2 separate regions of the Mus musculus genome follow, and region 1 is linked to region 2. Evidence: chromatin contacts called from ENCODE Hi-C or POLR2A ChIA-PET data. All regions are on one chromosome and are shown on one strand. Each heading gives the region's core, a stretch centred on a gene start or an enhancer-like site at or near the end of the contact. The rest is flanking DNA. Distances are from core to core; before and after follow the strand shown.

Region 1 (7,643 bases), core at 1,703-4,202, 110 kb after region 2:
GCAGGCTCACAGCTGCCTGTAACTCCCATTCCAGGGCATCTGACAGCCGGCCGCTTCTGCCCTCTGTGGGCACCGCACACACACACACACACACACACACACACACACACACACACACACACACAGCACACACACATTCACTTAGTATAAATGAACAAATATGTGGCAGGAAGAAATTTACTTCTCAAGGTCTGTGAGCTGTTAACTCGGGCGTCACTGGCTGAGTGTTCCACGCCCGCAGAGAGCCAGGCTCCTGGTCGTTCAGTGCCGCCTCAGCACTGCTTGTGGCTGTTTCATCACCTCCTGGGCTGTGTGACATTTTCTATTTCACTGAGGCCTCGTGTTTCTGACAGTTGTGTATGAAGGTGTTGGTCTGTGCCTGGCTTTCCACCTGCTCGCTGCCCCGCACTGTGGAGATGTTGCTACTGTCGTTAGTCCCCCAGTTCTGTTCTCTTGGGTTGAACCATCCTGGTGGTGCCCAAAACACTTCTGCTGCAGCAACATCCACCTTAATTTTCTGGTTTGAGTTAGTCAGGCAGAAAACACAAGCGGAGAGCAGTGCCTGTAAAGAGGCTTGGTTCTTCTCTGTGAACATCCGCACCTGAAGAAGGCCACGATAATCCTTGCGGAATGAGAACCTGGGCTTGCTTTCTGGCTGGGTGGAATTGATTGCTGAGACTCCTGCGGGGGCCTGTAGTATTGAATTAATCCACACGAAATTGCTGTCTGTATAAAGAGTCTGATTTGGCTCAACTGAAGAGGAAACCCAGCAGCCTTGGTTCCAGGGGTGAGAATTCTTTTAATTAGTTCTGTGTCATTAGGAGTCCATTGAAGACTATCTAAATTAACACACATCATTTAGAACTTGGAACCTGGAACCTGAAAGGTGAGATTTGTTTTTTTTATTCTTGCTCTTGGTGTTTTTGCTCAGTGTCCGTGTTCCCTGAACCTTAAGGAAGAATGGAGAGTGTATACAGAACCCTGGGCAAAGGCAAACAAATACAAATAGAAATATTACTTATTCGATTGCAGGTTAGAACTATCTTCAGTTCCCCGTGACAATAATTTAAACTTGCAGCTGTTCCTTTATGAATTTTTATGAGTTTTCTCTCTTTCTTTTTTTTTTCCTGCTGAGAAGACAATTCCACTACAGGAATATATTAACACGACGGCTTCCCCTCCCCTTTCCTCCAAATTTTTCAGTTATAATTCCATCTGTACTAAAAGCCAGTTCGGGCAGCCTTGGCCCAGACTTTTCTGCAGGAAAATCAAACCTCAGCTTCAAAATATAAACCAAAGGGCTGTTTTTTCCACCCAGGTCTTCTACAATTAGTTTCAGGTAAGTTACCATTAAAGTACTGTTCCTTAGAGCTAAAGGCAGAAACCCATCTACTTAATCATATTAATCAAAACATCTGCAGTCAAATATTCTCCTGTGTTAGTGTTCCTGGGTAGATTTAAATAACATTGACAGAAAACACTTATTTTCTCTCATTTTCAAATGTCAAGCAGGTTTTCAGAATCTGGTGTTCAGCACAGTTTGGGAGGCAGGAGTGGGGGGCGGATGGGGGAACCAATGATACACAATCCAGCTAAGGATGGTGTTTTCCTTTCTTCTTTAAGCCAAGAGCAATTACTTTTCATTTCGGGATTAAGACCTGCGGGGGTTGTGGCTGGTTGTTGGGGCTCCCAGTTGCAGCATGCCTCCTTGGTCCCTCGCCAGCCACAGCACTTGGCTGTGCAGGTAGCAGCTGGCGCTGGGAGTGCCTCTCCAGCCTACATTCCTTGGCCGTGAATCTCAAAGTCCTGTTTATCTGATGAAGACCTCTGGGTAGTGGATTGCTCATGACAGTGTCACACAGATCTTAGTGAGTGACATGGAAAGATACCGAATAGTTTTTCCTCTTAGAATGCCAACCAATCCTGAATTCCCCATCTCCTCCACTCGAGCTGATTGCCACAAAGGCCTGGGACTAAGAGCCAATGAGACTTTTCTTATGCCCACCAAAGTACAGCAGGACACATACAGGTCCTCTCTGTGAGCCTGTCACCGCAGTCTGTTCGGATTTTTAAAAATTACATCTGCGCCTTCAGTGAGCCTTACTCTGCATTGATAAGCCATTTCCACTGCACAGCAGTCTCTTGGAGTACCCTGGAAATTGGTTCCAGGACTTCCCTCCCACCAGAGGGTATAAGATTTGACATTTCTCAAGTCCCTGGTGTAAGACGGTGCACGTTTGCAGTAACCCTCCACCTTCCTGTAAGTTTCCATTGACTTTTATAACTACTACACTCAATAGGATGCAACATTATACACATATTATTATGTGCTCTTCAGAGAATTTTGACAAGAAAAAACTCTGTACATTTTCAACATTTCCCTTGAATTAAAAAAATTACTATCATGTGCACACGACATGCTTGTGGGGGCACACGCCACAGTATGAGTATAAGTATATAAGCGTTTTGCCTTCAGGTATGTCTGCTGTGGGCCACGTGTGTGCCTGGGGCCCATGGAGATGGTGGATACCCTGGAACTGAAGCTACAAACAAGTGGGAGGTGGAGAGTGAACCCAGGTCTTTAGCAAGAACAGCAAATGCTATTAACTGCTGAGCCATCTCTCTAGCTTCCCCACATCCAGTTTTACTTATTTTTTTAAAATCAAGCACGACTTAAGGGTCTGTGCTTGTATTTACAAACACCACCAGCAGCTTTAGCACACAAAAAGCCACTCTTCCCTAGGTTGTCAAGAGTTAGCATGGATGACTTTGTAGCTCCCACCCCATCCACCCCTTCATAGACCAACTTATTCATTCTTTGGGAGAGATGACCCAGAGAACTACAAAGACAAATGCAGATGAGGTGGGTGTGTGACTGAAGAACAGGAAGTCCGCTGTTACTGTGAGTAACCCAGAGTATTTGCCACAACTTGTCCAGAAGACGGTAGCTCTGTCTACAACAGGACTCCTCTCCTTTCTCTGGCTGCCCTCTGCTGGCACTGCTAGCCAGTGAGATAGTGACCCAAGCTGGGCATGTGGGAAGATGACTTGCTGCTTTGATGGACAGCTGGTTGAATCGCTTCAATTTGTGGGTCTACTGCATGGATCATCTGAACTTCCCTTTGCTGGGCCTTCGCCTGGGCAGCATTGACCTCCCAAGAGGCCTGGGCTGTTCTAGGAGCAGACATCAGTCTGCTCATCTGTGTGAGATGGACCAAATGGCCTTGTGTTTCCTCTTTGTCTTTTGCTTCTTTCATCTCCAGAGCCATCCCACGATGGCCAGCAGCTGAGCCAGGTCCTTCCCCTGCCAATCACAAATACCCTTCCCTGTTCACCAGTCCCTGGGAGCCTTCACCCACTCCATCAGTGAAAGGTATTTACAAGGGTCTGGGAAGCCTGACAATCTGCTAATGCAATGCTGGAGATAGCCCGAAAGAAACTCTAGGCTGGTTTCCTGTTTCCAAGGACAGCAGGATGTGTCAGCTGCTGGAGCAGCCGATGCCCTTGGAGAGGAGAGAAACTAGAGAGTGTGACCAGTCGGTGACCTCACCCTCCTGCTGTCCCAGGGGTGTGGACAGGTTTCTGCTCCTGGTGGCTAAATGTCAGTAAAAGGGGATGAAAAATGTGATTGTTTTCCTTTAAGAAATATTAAAAGGAGAGTGGTGTCTGGGAAGTAGAACCATTAGTGGAATCTATTCCAGTATTATGGTTAATTAATTTAGGGGGCTTTAATGCTATTTCATTATGCAGCCTTTGAGAGCTTTCTGGTAAATGCCTATCCCATAAATACTAACATGACTTCATATGTATAATTTCCCTTCAGAAGAGTGAGGGTGAATTATGACCTAGGAACTAATTTGCACACAGCTCTACCCAGACAATACAAAGATGCCTCTTGATGAACACCGTTCACTGCGTTTGGAAGCTCGGGAAAACACTCGGACAGGCCATCTACATTTTAAGGCCACGGTTGTCAGTCTGGTTGCGTCCCAAAGCAAAACACTTGGCCACCAGTTTCACCTTGCTAGGAACTAAAGAGCTGCCTTCTGTACTTTATGCTGATATTAAATAGTAAGCATTGAACTGTTGGAAGAAACAGCTCCGTGCACAGATAAATCGTTCCTCTAAGATGGCTGTGTTTCAGTGCATTATGTTCAGTCCTATTTATCCATGCCTCACATTTAATCAGCCAATTTTCTATTTATGAAATACGTATATAGGTTCCTTAGCTCTGCTCAGGTACAATACAGTCCAAGCACCAGCCCACACGTTCAAAGTCCCCGCCTTATGAACAGCCTCTTTTGGAATGTCAGAATTTTTAAAAGAAAATATTTGGATTTCATCATTTAGAAGGTGTGCTGTATTTGTTCAATATTATAGCAGTCTGTGATGTTATTGAAAAATATTTGTTTTGCCAGTTTGACAGCTTTCTAACAGAGCTCTTGGGTTTAGTTTTGTTTATAGTTCTGTGCTTCAATAGCTGGCTTGGGATTAAGTGGATGTCTGTGTTTTTGTCGAGAGTTTATTAATTGGTTGCCTCTGAAAAATATTTTAAGCGGAAAGTCATTCCCAAACAGCAGCGGTAGGAAGCAGCATTGCTGAGCTAACTGTAAGCCGTGTTCTCTGGTCATTCTCTCAGTGGACATACATTTAACACACGCTGGCTGACACTGACTTAGCCACAGGTGACGGGGCGCAGAGGTCTCCTCCAGAGCACATGTTGGAAGTCAGTTGTCCCTGGAACAGTATGGAAAGGCAGGGCCATCAAGAGATGATTCTGTTATTGGAGCAGAGCCGTCACAAATCGATCGAATGACAGTGCCTTCAAAGGGAAGGCTTAGTTACAGTAAGAGGAGATTCCTAACCAAGAGAGTGACTTGGCCCAGTTTCTAGATCCCCCTGGAGTATGCTTGCTTAGGAAGCAGCATGAAGCTCCCCCATGACTTCCCCAGCCAAGACAGCACCATGCTCTTGGGTTTCCCAGCCTCCTGCAGTGTTTTGCAATAGCAACAGAAAATGAATCGAGATGATAGAAACTGTAAACGTGGCCCCTGTCACCACAATAGATCTAGAGACTTAGAAATACATGTTACACTTGATGTCTTTAGAAGACTGCTTTAGGGTTCCCTGGGATGCCCAGCTCCTTGGATGCCCTTGTACCCTCTGTGAAAATGATGCAGGATTTGCATGTTATCTCTACACACCCTCCCGTGTGCTTCAAATAATCTCTGGGTCACTTGAGACACCTACTGTGATGCAAGTGCTATGGAAATGCATGCTTAAGTGTTTTGTCTGGGCAATAACGAGAAAAAAAGCATATGCGTGTTCAATATTGACACAAGCTTTAAAAATAATTTCAGTCTGCCCTTGGTTGATTCCAAGGAAGGGGGACCTACTGCTATAGTGTATTATTTCAGAACATTTGATTCATCTTTATATTGACATAGTCATAAAATACTGTCTTTAATATTATAACGGATGGACGGCTTATGAAGGCACAAGTTCAGGAACCTCTGAACACACACACACACACACACACACCCCAAATAAAAATAATAAGAGTTGTGAAAACTGGGCAGTAGCGGCACACACCGTTATTCCTAGCTCTGGGGAGGCAGAAGCAGGCAGATTTCTGTAAGTTTGAGGCCAGTGTGGTCCACAGAGAGTTCTAGGACAGCCAGGGTTACACAGAGAAACCCTGTCTCGGAAAAAGAGAAAAAAGAAAAATGATAATGGCCTCCCTTCTGGGCTGAGCAGCCCATGGGACACGCCCATTAGCTCCTGTTTGCTCAGCCAGTCACCAGGTGAGTCTTTGGTCCAAATCTACCCTTTGCGTTAGCTGTTAGAACACCAGTGCACATAACAGAACTTTAAGCGCATGTGACTCTTTTTGCTTGCTTATTACAATGATGCCCGTTCTGAAAAGAGTTGTGTGCAGCTGATTGAACTGACTACAGAGTCCCCAGTGGCTCTTGCCACTGAACGGACACACTACAGGGCAGCTGCCCAAGTCTGTGTCGTCTGTGTCAGTTGAGATTCAGACACAGGTGACCTCAGTCCAGTTCTACCCAGAGGCCCCAGTTCCTCATTTTATCTTCTGAGGAGGCAGAGTCTGGGCTGCCTTTGAACTTAAAATCCTCCGGCTTCCACTATGTGGGAGCTGGGATTGCAGATGTGAGCCACCAAGCTTAGTGCATAAATGTTTGTCTTAAGTGTTGCGCTTTTCTCAGAAGGCAGTTTTGAATACCCGTGTCTGGTGACGAAGCGTGGCTGTGGCTGGGGTAGCCAGCATCTCTGCTGTGTGAAAGCTGAAGTGTATATATTTGGAATACATTCTTCTAACAGGCTGTCACCCCCACCTCCCCGTGGAGTGGGGCTTGGAGTGGAATTGTTAATTGGATTTAAAAAATGGACAAGGTCTTCTCGAGGTATCTGTGGGCTCACTTGCAGATTCAAACCATTTCTTCTCATCTCCAGTGGTTCAGTGTCCACTTGCCACACTCTGAGTAGAAAGACTTTCATGTCACAATCTGAGGGCTGTGGCCTGTACTTTTATTTAGCTGCCACCATCATCAATTTCCCCACTGTCTCACGTGTCTTTTGGGAACTTGGCCCTCAGCTCAGGATCACCTTGATGAGCGTCTGGCCTTTGGTTAGAATCTTTGTTTTTAACACCAAAGCATCCTTATCGTCCCACGGTCACTTTTCTTCTTCCTCAGGGTTGAGGTGTCCAACTTTGCCTTTGCGCTCAAGTCTTCCTTCCTTTACTGCATGAGGTGCGGAGGAGGAAAGAGCTCATCTTCAGTTATCCCTGTTTTCTCTCTCTCTCTCTCTCTCTCTCTCTCTCCCTCCCTCCCTCCCTCCCTCCCTCCCTCCCTCCCTCCCTTCCTCCCTCCCTCCCTCCCTTCCTCCCTCCCCCCCTCCCTCCCTCCCTCCCTTTCCAGGACTACCCAGCTGAGGGGTTATCAGATGAGGAGATGTGTGGGAAGCACTCTGTAACCTGAAGAGGAACACGGATAGGAAATTTCACCTTCAGCCTACCTTCCCACTTCAGAATCATCTAGAACTTATCAATATAAACAAGTTATAGACATTACTCTCTACCCAACTTCTGATTTGTTACCTTAAAGTTGGACCTCTGTGGAAGGTGAGTATGTGCCTGTCTCTTCCAGCATCCGAGATGCTGTGAGCAGCATTCGCCTCTCCAGGCTTCTGTTATCTTACAACACTGGTTTATCTGGTTATTTTTTAACTCTCTTCCAGTCAGCATCTTTCTTTCTATCTCAGAATATGAGTGGTTCCCCTCATTCCATCCTTTTCTTCTGTCTTGTTCTCGTGAACACTCTTTGAAACTACCCACAGATCTCTCTCTTCAACCCATGATAAATAAATGCCTGCTCTAAGTTTAACCTCAAAGTCTCATTAGCACTCCAACACAATGTACAGTATATTAAAATGGGCTGTTACCTCACACTAAATTCTTATCATCCTATCATAGCTAAGAGTTGCCTTGCTACCCTGTCACCTAGACTTAAAGCCTGCCTGTTCTATCCGGAACTCCTGTGTCTGTGTCTCCTTTACCCCCAGTCCAGTTCTACCCCTACTTTCAGGGTGTCCTGCTCTGTTCTGCCTTTATACAGTCC
Region 2 (7,289 bases), core at 4,491-6,990:
CACCTTTATTGTGGTTCACAGTCATCTGTAACTCCAGTTTCAGGATGTCCAATGTTCTCTTTGAGTTCTGTAGACACCAGACATATGTGCACATATATAAATGTAGACAAAACTCTCATTCATACAAATCTTTTAAAAAGAGTTAGACTTTGACAAAAAAGAATTCATGCTGAGCCAAACCCTACATAAATGACACAGATGATCTTCAGAATTACCCATACGGAGGAGCTACTGGGAGGGGATAGTTGCTGGGGTAGGGAGAATCATTCTTTACAGACAACGCTAACTAGGCTTAGAGGTTTATCAAAACAAAAATGTTGTGCGCGCCCAACTGGCCAGGAAGAACGACGCTACAACAGGATCCTTCTGCCCACGTTTATTCAGTCCTGTTTCTTCTTTCTCTATATCTCCCTTGTTTATATCTTCCTTGTTTATATCTCTCTCGAACCCTGGGCCTCTCACTCTTTTATACTCTCAGTTCCCATCCACGCACAGCAGGCCACGCCACCTCACCAGGCACGCAGCTTCAGCTAATCAGGGCAGCAGGGGCATATCTCCATCAAAATGGATTCACCGGTATCCTGGTACACCTGCGCAGCTCTCAAGATGTTTGTGGCTTGTATGAGGAAGTCAGGTGCAAGTCATACGACTTAGCTGCAGTCCCTGGCGCCTTCTTGGGATTGCCACCACATCTGCTCCTCACACAAAAACAAGACAAAAAACAAACAAACATGAAAATGGGAGAAGGGCATGATGGGAAAACTGAGTTGGAAGAGGAAGTAGTATATGTGATCATTGTGTAGATATATCAAGTTCTCAAATTATAAAAAAATCAATTTCAGGTTGTATATCATTGCTGACAAGTTAAAGGTGATTGTAAATCTTATAAGAGACCAATTTACTTTGAAATGAATGCCTTTCTCAGGGGAAGAGAGGAAGGAAATAGTTGTAATACAAGCATACTGCTGTGACCTCCAGCCCCAGGCAGCTGCAGCCCTGTGAAGGCAGATTCCTTCCTAAGACTAAGTCAGTTGGAAAGAAGAGAGACGGAAGCTCAGGGAAGTCTTGTGGAACCCTGAGACTCCTTTCCAGTCTTCACTTTCTAGTCTGGCAGGACTACCCATGCTCCTTGGAGAGGTGCAGCCCGGGTGGAAGTGTCCTGCAAATGGGTATGCCCTCCCTTCCCTGACAAGATCACTGCTTTGGCATTGCTGGGTGGAAGTGTCCTGCAAATGGGTATGCCCTCCCTTCCCTGACAAGATCACTGCTTTGGCATTGCTCCAACCAAGACCAGCATGGAAGCAGAAGCCAGTAATCTACTGCCACCTAAACCTGGATTCTAAAGACAAAACCAAGAGTCAACTAATCACTTCTACTGTGAGCCCATGAAACTGGAAAACAGAGTTCGTAAGCATGTGAATGGGAAAGACGAGATTCATGTATTGGAGTGACTCCCCGCTGTGGGATGTGACAAGTCCCAAGACTTTACAGGTTTGTTGGCAAGCTAGAGAGTCGTCAAAACCAATGTCCCAGTCAAAGGTCTTAGGAAAGAAGAATCCTCACTCGGCCACAACATTCTTTGCCCCATTGACACCAACAAGCACTGCTATACAGTCCTCTGAAGAGTTATAGAAATTATCAAGGACAATTCCCTTTGAGGAAGTGAATCCAAAATAACCCCAGACTTCACAGATCTCTGCCTTTTGTTTTTTTAAAGATTGTGGTGTGTATGAAGGAACAATGACCATGAGTTGTCTCATAGTCTCTTTGGAATTAGATTTTTTTATCATGGTTCTATTTTCCTTCTCTGTAACATGAAAACTGCATTTGTTTACCCACAAATCACTGAGCCAAAAGTCAGTTGATATGAGACCCCGTTGACGTGGAAGATTGCCTTTAAATCTAGCTCTAGTAGCACAATGGCAATTACTACCCTTTAGAGACACTGTGTGAGTGCTGTATTTTGGAAGTTGCAGGATCATATTAGCCAATGAGTTGATGCATGCAACAATGTTTCTTCTACCTGAATTTACACTCTCTACTTTGATTGGAAAGTGATTTCCCCTCAGTCTCAGCATTTAGTCGGGGTTGATATCTCCATCGAAACTGCTGTCTGGGCAGCAGTGACTGGGTTAGAAATGGGCATATCATCCATACCAAGGTAAAATGGCCTCTTACAATTTAACTACCTCTTCCCTGCTGGGCTTACCTCTGTAAGGATGTAAGTATTAGATCCCTTATAACCATTTGTGGTACCACAAAGGGGACTGAGGGAGTAACTCAGGGGCATTTTGCTTTCACTCTTGCCATTCTGCGCTGTGTTCCCTTCATTTCCAGCAATGGCAGTTAAGCTTTCTGAGTGATACAGAAAGTGTGGGGAGAGTCAAACAAGCAACTCCTCAGAGAGGGCTTGTCATCCTTTCCAGAGGGTTCCCTCCAAGGTACATGAGTCACACTGCAAATGACCAAAGCTTAGAACCTTTGGTCACTTGGTGGAGCTCAGCTAGACGTCCCACGTGCCTCAGGGTGAACAAGGTGATTTTGAGGTGCTTCTTAGACTTTTTTTTTTCTATTTTAGCAAATACCATCATAATGATTACCAGGAAAATAGGACTTTTTACATCAAACTTAACAATTTTATGGGTTTGGGTGCAATGCTTTAATTGGAAGAGAAAATAAAGGTTAGAAAAACAAATCTTACTTTTTTTAAGGGATTGCCCAGTTGCAAATGAAGGTTGAGAAGTATTAAATGTGAAATATAAAACTGTAAGGGACCCTGGAGATCCTACTCTTGACTCCCACCTTCCTCTGTCTTCAGCATCAGAGTTCTCCCCAGTGTGGGCCTCATAGGTGGCCATCTTGCTTCTGCTTGACCATGTCCAGGGTGCTATGCTACCACCACTTGAGGCACACATACCGTTTGCCAATTCTAACAGAAAGGCCTTCCTTGCTGAGCCAGATTCAGCACCCCCTTGAAATACCTTTCCATTTAACTCTGCTTCTGCTCAGTAAAGGCACCTTCAGTGTTCCAAAGCCATGACTTTGCACCTCCTGACACACTCCTAATTTTATCATAGCTGATGGCTTTTGATCATCATTTTCTTTCCTTTCTGTTGATTCAGTACTCAGTGGTCTCTATATTTGCTTTGAGTCTAAAATAACAATATACCTGCAGTACAGAATAAACCAGAACTATTCCAGCTTTTGTCCTGAACCTTAGGTTTCTGTGAAGGCAGCCTCCACTCATCATACCCCATGATTGAACATTGAATTACAGCATTAATCATTCTACTTTGCAACCCTCCCTCCTGTTCCCTGTGCCAGGGATGGGGATCAAACTGTGTCTCTTGTGTACTAGGCAAGCTCCTGCCACTGAGTCAGTCGCAACCCTTAGTCCTGCTTTCTGCTTGTTCGTTACCTGTGCCATTTATGCCATAGTCAGTTGACTGAGTGAACTTTCCGTTTATAATTCCTAACTTACTCATCCTGAGTCTATCAGCCAATTCATTAAACCCATAGGTAGGCCTTGAGAGTGTCCCTAGATACTTAATAAAAATAGGTTTTATTCAAGTATAATGAGTGAAGGACATTAAAAACCTGGGATCTAGTATGTATCCAGAGATTGATATAGATTGAAAGTATAAAGAATTCAGCGTGACCTAACGTTGTCAGTACCCCTAGTGGTGAGTGCACAGAATGCATGCCTCTCCAATTCAACGTGACATTCTTCCCCTGCTGCAAAGGCCAACTGTCTTTGTTCTAAAGGAGCTGATTTGGAAGTTAAATCGGATTGAGTTCAGTATTAAGCATTTAAAGCACTTAGATGATATTCTCTCAAAAGCATCCATAAGCCTCCACTAACCAGTCAAATAATATGATTCTATTTTCATGAGTTCTGCATAATAAAGATTTCAGCACATCAGTACTTACATACCCTGGGTGATAACGTGGCCCACAGTCTGTTAATACGTAGTCATTATAAAACTGAAAATAAAATCAGCCCACATGGGGTAGATCTGACCATCATAACTTGTGTGTTTGGGTTTGGACGGCTGCTACCCTGAAGCCCTTAACTGAGAATGCTTTAATTTGATGAATTTCCACAGCCCTGGGGCTTCCCAGGTGAGAGTGAACAGCGGTGATGAAGGGAGAGTGGAAACCAGCTGCCCATTTCTCTTTCACTACTGTTAGCTCAACAGCAATCTGGAAAGTACACAGATGCCTCTTGTATTAAAGGCCACTCTTCAGTGTCACCTAGGGAGGAAGCAGCATGCCGCTCCCCTCCCACACATAGCCCTGCAAAACTGCTGGGCAGGAAGGAAGAGACTGATGAGACAGGAAGTGGAAGAACTTTTCCAGTGTTCTCTTTCTGACCACTGACTTGCATCCCAACGGAATACTTTACTATTGGTATTGGTATTGGTATTGATTAGTATTAGCTCATTTACCTTACATCCCCATCACTGCCCCACGCACCCGGGATGCTTTTTATTAAGCATGAAGTTGCTGGCTGCATATGCCTGGGCAGACTTAAGTCTCCCCATTGTGCTTCCAAACTGACGGGGCTTGTCAGTCTTGGTATGGTCCCACCCGATCCGAGACTTATTGTTAGGCAAGAGGGCTTTAAAAAGTTAAATCCGGTGAAAGGCAGCAAAACCAGCTTCACACCCTGTAAAATATCTTCTGTTAGCAGCCCCATGGTTGCTTTGTTGTTAAGGTTTTTGAGGTGTATCACTTTTTTCCCCATCGATGGAAGAGCAGCCAGTACCTAGATATTCATCGCAGCCCAAACCATAAAGATGACTTCTGGGGTTAATACTTCTGGTGACCCCAGGGTTGGCACAGCTCTCCCACTCAATGCTTCTGTCAGCATTGGTACTGCCATGTTGAGAACGGAGTTCTGACAATTTATTCGCTTGCAGGACTTTTGACTAATTAGTCATTCATCACTAGATAATCAAAGGACTGTCTGTCTGTCTGTCTGTCCCCACTCGTCATTTCATCTGCCTCCCACTTCCTCGCTCAGATCACAGAGCCCTTCCTGAAGTATTACCAGTTTTCCATTTCTCTGTTCCCTCCTTTCTTTTAATAACTCTGGGAGACAGGGAGGCACCTTGTAAAGTTAATTTCCTCCAAAGCTTTCAAAGCAAAGGCATCGCTCAGGCCAGACACCACCACCCCTCTCCACCCCTCAGCGAGGTCGTACACCCCTCCTCGAAGCCTTAGTCACTGGGCTGTGCCCGCCACCTAGAATTTGCCAGGCCCCAGCTCGGTCTCAGGGGCACAGTGAGTTACCCTGTCCTTTGGTCATGGGGTGAGGTCCCTAGATGAGTCTCATTTATCTGTCTTGTCCCTTCCACATTCCACTTCCTAACGATGCCCCCTTCCCCTTCCCTGTCCTGTTACTTTCAGGACTCAGGGGCTGGCTGGCTGCCTGTACCTTGGATGGCATTTCCTCTTCAAAGGCCTGTGGCTTCAGCCACCCAGCTCCACTGAGCACACAAACCAATGGAATTGCTGCGGCTTTGTTGCCTGCCTCCTTGGAAAGCAAGGGTAGGTTTTTTATTTTTTTATTTTTTTTTAATACCCCTTTGGTTTCTTGGGGTGAAGCTTTTCTCGATCCGTTTTATTTATGCGAACACGACCTGTGGCTTTAGAGTGTTTGCTTTTGAATGTTTGTGTTAATGGACTAAGCTGAAAGCATTTCCTCTTACCGGAGAGGGCCTGCGCAGCTGGGGGCCAGGCTGCTCAGCTCTGGCAAAAGCTGTCCCAGGAGGAAGGAGTCGCCAGCCAGCCAAGGAAGTCTAGAGGCTCAGAGAGGAATTCACTGAGGCTCCGTGGGCAGAGACTCTGAGCCGCGAGCCTTAGCAACTCCTTTTATTAATAGGAAGGGCTGGACCAGGAGACACCTAGATTTTTGCAAATATGCTTTTTAAATTGTGCATATATTTACCAAAACTGTTTTTTAACAGCTGTGGTGTCTGGTCTTTTCCTCTATCCCCAGCCTTCTGAAGCATTCCTGACAATATTAACTCTTCCTGAACGTGGTCAGTCCCTAAGCCATTTGTCTGTTAGCTATCTAGATCAGCCTGTACATGTCTGTTTTCTCTTCTGTCTTCTCCCTCCCCAGTACGTAATGAAAACAGAAACACTCAAAAGTTATGGTTTTAGGCAAAGCACTGTAATTCGTGGCAGAGTGCTTGCCTAGCATCCACAAGGCCCTGGATTCAATTCCCAGGTCAGGGATAAATTAAGTCTCAGTTTAATCTTGTTCAGTAACTGGATAACCTAACCCTGGGGTAAGGAATGGAAGAAGAAGAGGCGGTGGTGAGGGGCCAGACAGGACTGTGCAATGAAAGTGAGGTCCTCAAGTATATCACTGGGGTCCAGAACGGAGTTTAAGGGAAACAGCTAGTCAGTTTTTTTGAGAGTGGATGCTATCCCATCATTATTACGGGAAATCCTGAGCCTTCCTGGGTCTACCAGCCATGGAAAGCTATAAGCAGTTGAACCAGTAGTGACAACTGACCTGGACAACTTGAGGATTTGAGCGTGCTGGGGACATACCTTCTTACAGACAGATGAGACTAACCAGAGCTAACTAGTTGGGAGTCTCTATGAGTTGGCCTAGAGGATGGACCTACCATGGATGTGGCCTCTGTTGTTAACCTCGAATAGACAGAGAGTTATTGTTAAAGACTGTATTAAGCAGCTGTGAGAGTTGATTCAGGCCGTAGAAAAGTTACAGAAGTTTTGATTTTTGGTTTTGGGTGGTGTCTGAGAGCTACTACAGTTTGGAAAACTATTCCATGGTTCTTCGTATGAACTGTGAGTTCAATGATGATGGCTCTGTTCATTCTCTATGCTTTTCTTGGGCAGGGTCTACCAACCATCGACCCTGCGACAAGTGTCGTTTCATGTTCATGCTCTCTCTCCTCAGTGTCAGAGTCAGACTTCTATCTAGCAACTTCCTCTGCCTAGGACAACACATGGTCTCAAAGTGATGCGGGCTCCCCTTTAACTCTTCCTTTGTTGTCCCCCTCCCAACACCAGGGAACGTATCTCCCTTCTCAACCAGCTCTGCCAAGAGAGAAACAAGGTCACCTTCTGTCTTTTCAATGGAATCTCATTAACCGCAGAAGCTAAGCTGATACACAGGGAGAGAGACTAAAGCCTGCTAACACCTGAGTAGACTTTTTATTTTTCTTAAAAGAATAGTTTACTTGATTATATTATTACATTTACTATAGTTTTTCTTTTTACAATTTAAATAATTCTTTTCATATACT

Evidence for each region. Hi-C counts contacts between places; a loop is a spot of excess contacts on that map. ChIA-PET counts read pairs that join two places held with the same protein, here RNA polymerase II (POLR2A).
Region 1: POLR2A ChIA-PET joins it to region 2 with 14 read pairs in Patski. The contact joins two enhancer-like sites. A Hi-C loop is called at or near these places in 1 of 37 maps with a recorded cell type or tissue (gastrocnemius). POLR2A ChIA-PET finds 5 or more read pairs at or near these places in 1 of 5 experiments (Patski).

The regions. Positions count from the first base shown.
Region 1 is chr3:145,726,784-145,734,426 of GRCm38, forward strand. No RefSeq gene overlaps it. Among named protein-coding and RNA genes, the nearest start is that of Ddah1, 28 kb to the right of the region's middle. Within about 2 kb of position 2,953, at least 1 of the 3 ENCODE cell types and tissues checked has a DNase peak (open chromatin) inside an H3K27ac peak, as active enhancers do.
Region 2 is chr3:145,609,196-145,616,484 of GRCm38, forward strand. No RefSeq gene overlaps it. Among named protein-coding and RNA genes, the nearest start is that of Gm40164, 20 kb to the right of the region's middle. Within about 2 kb of position 5,741, at least 1 of the 3 ENCODE cell types and tissues checked has a DNase peak (open chromatin) inside an H3K27ac peak, as active enhancers do.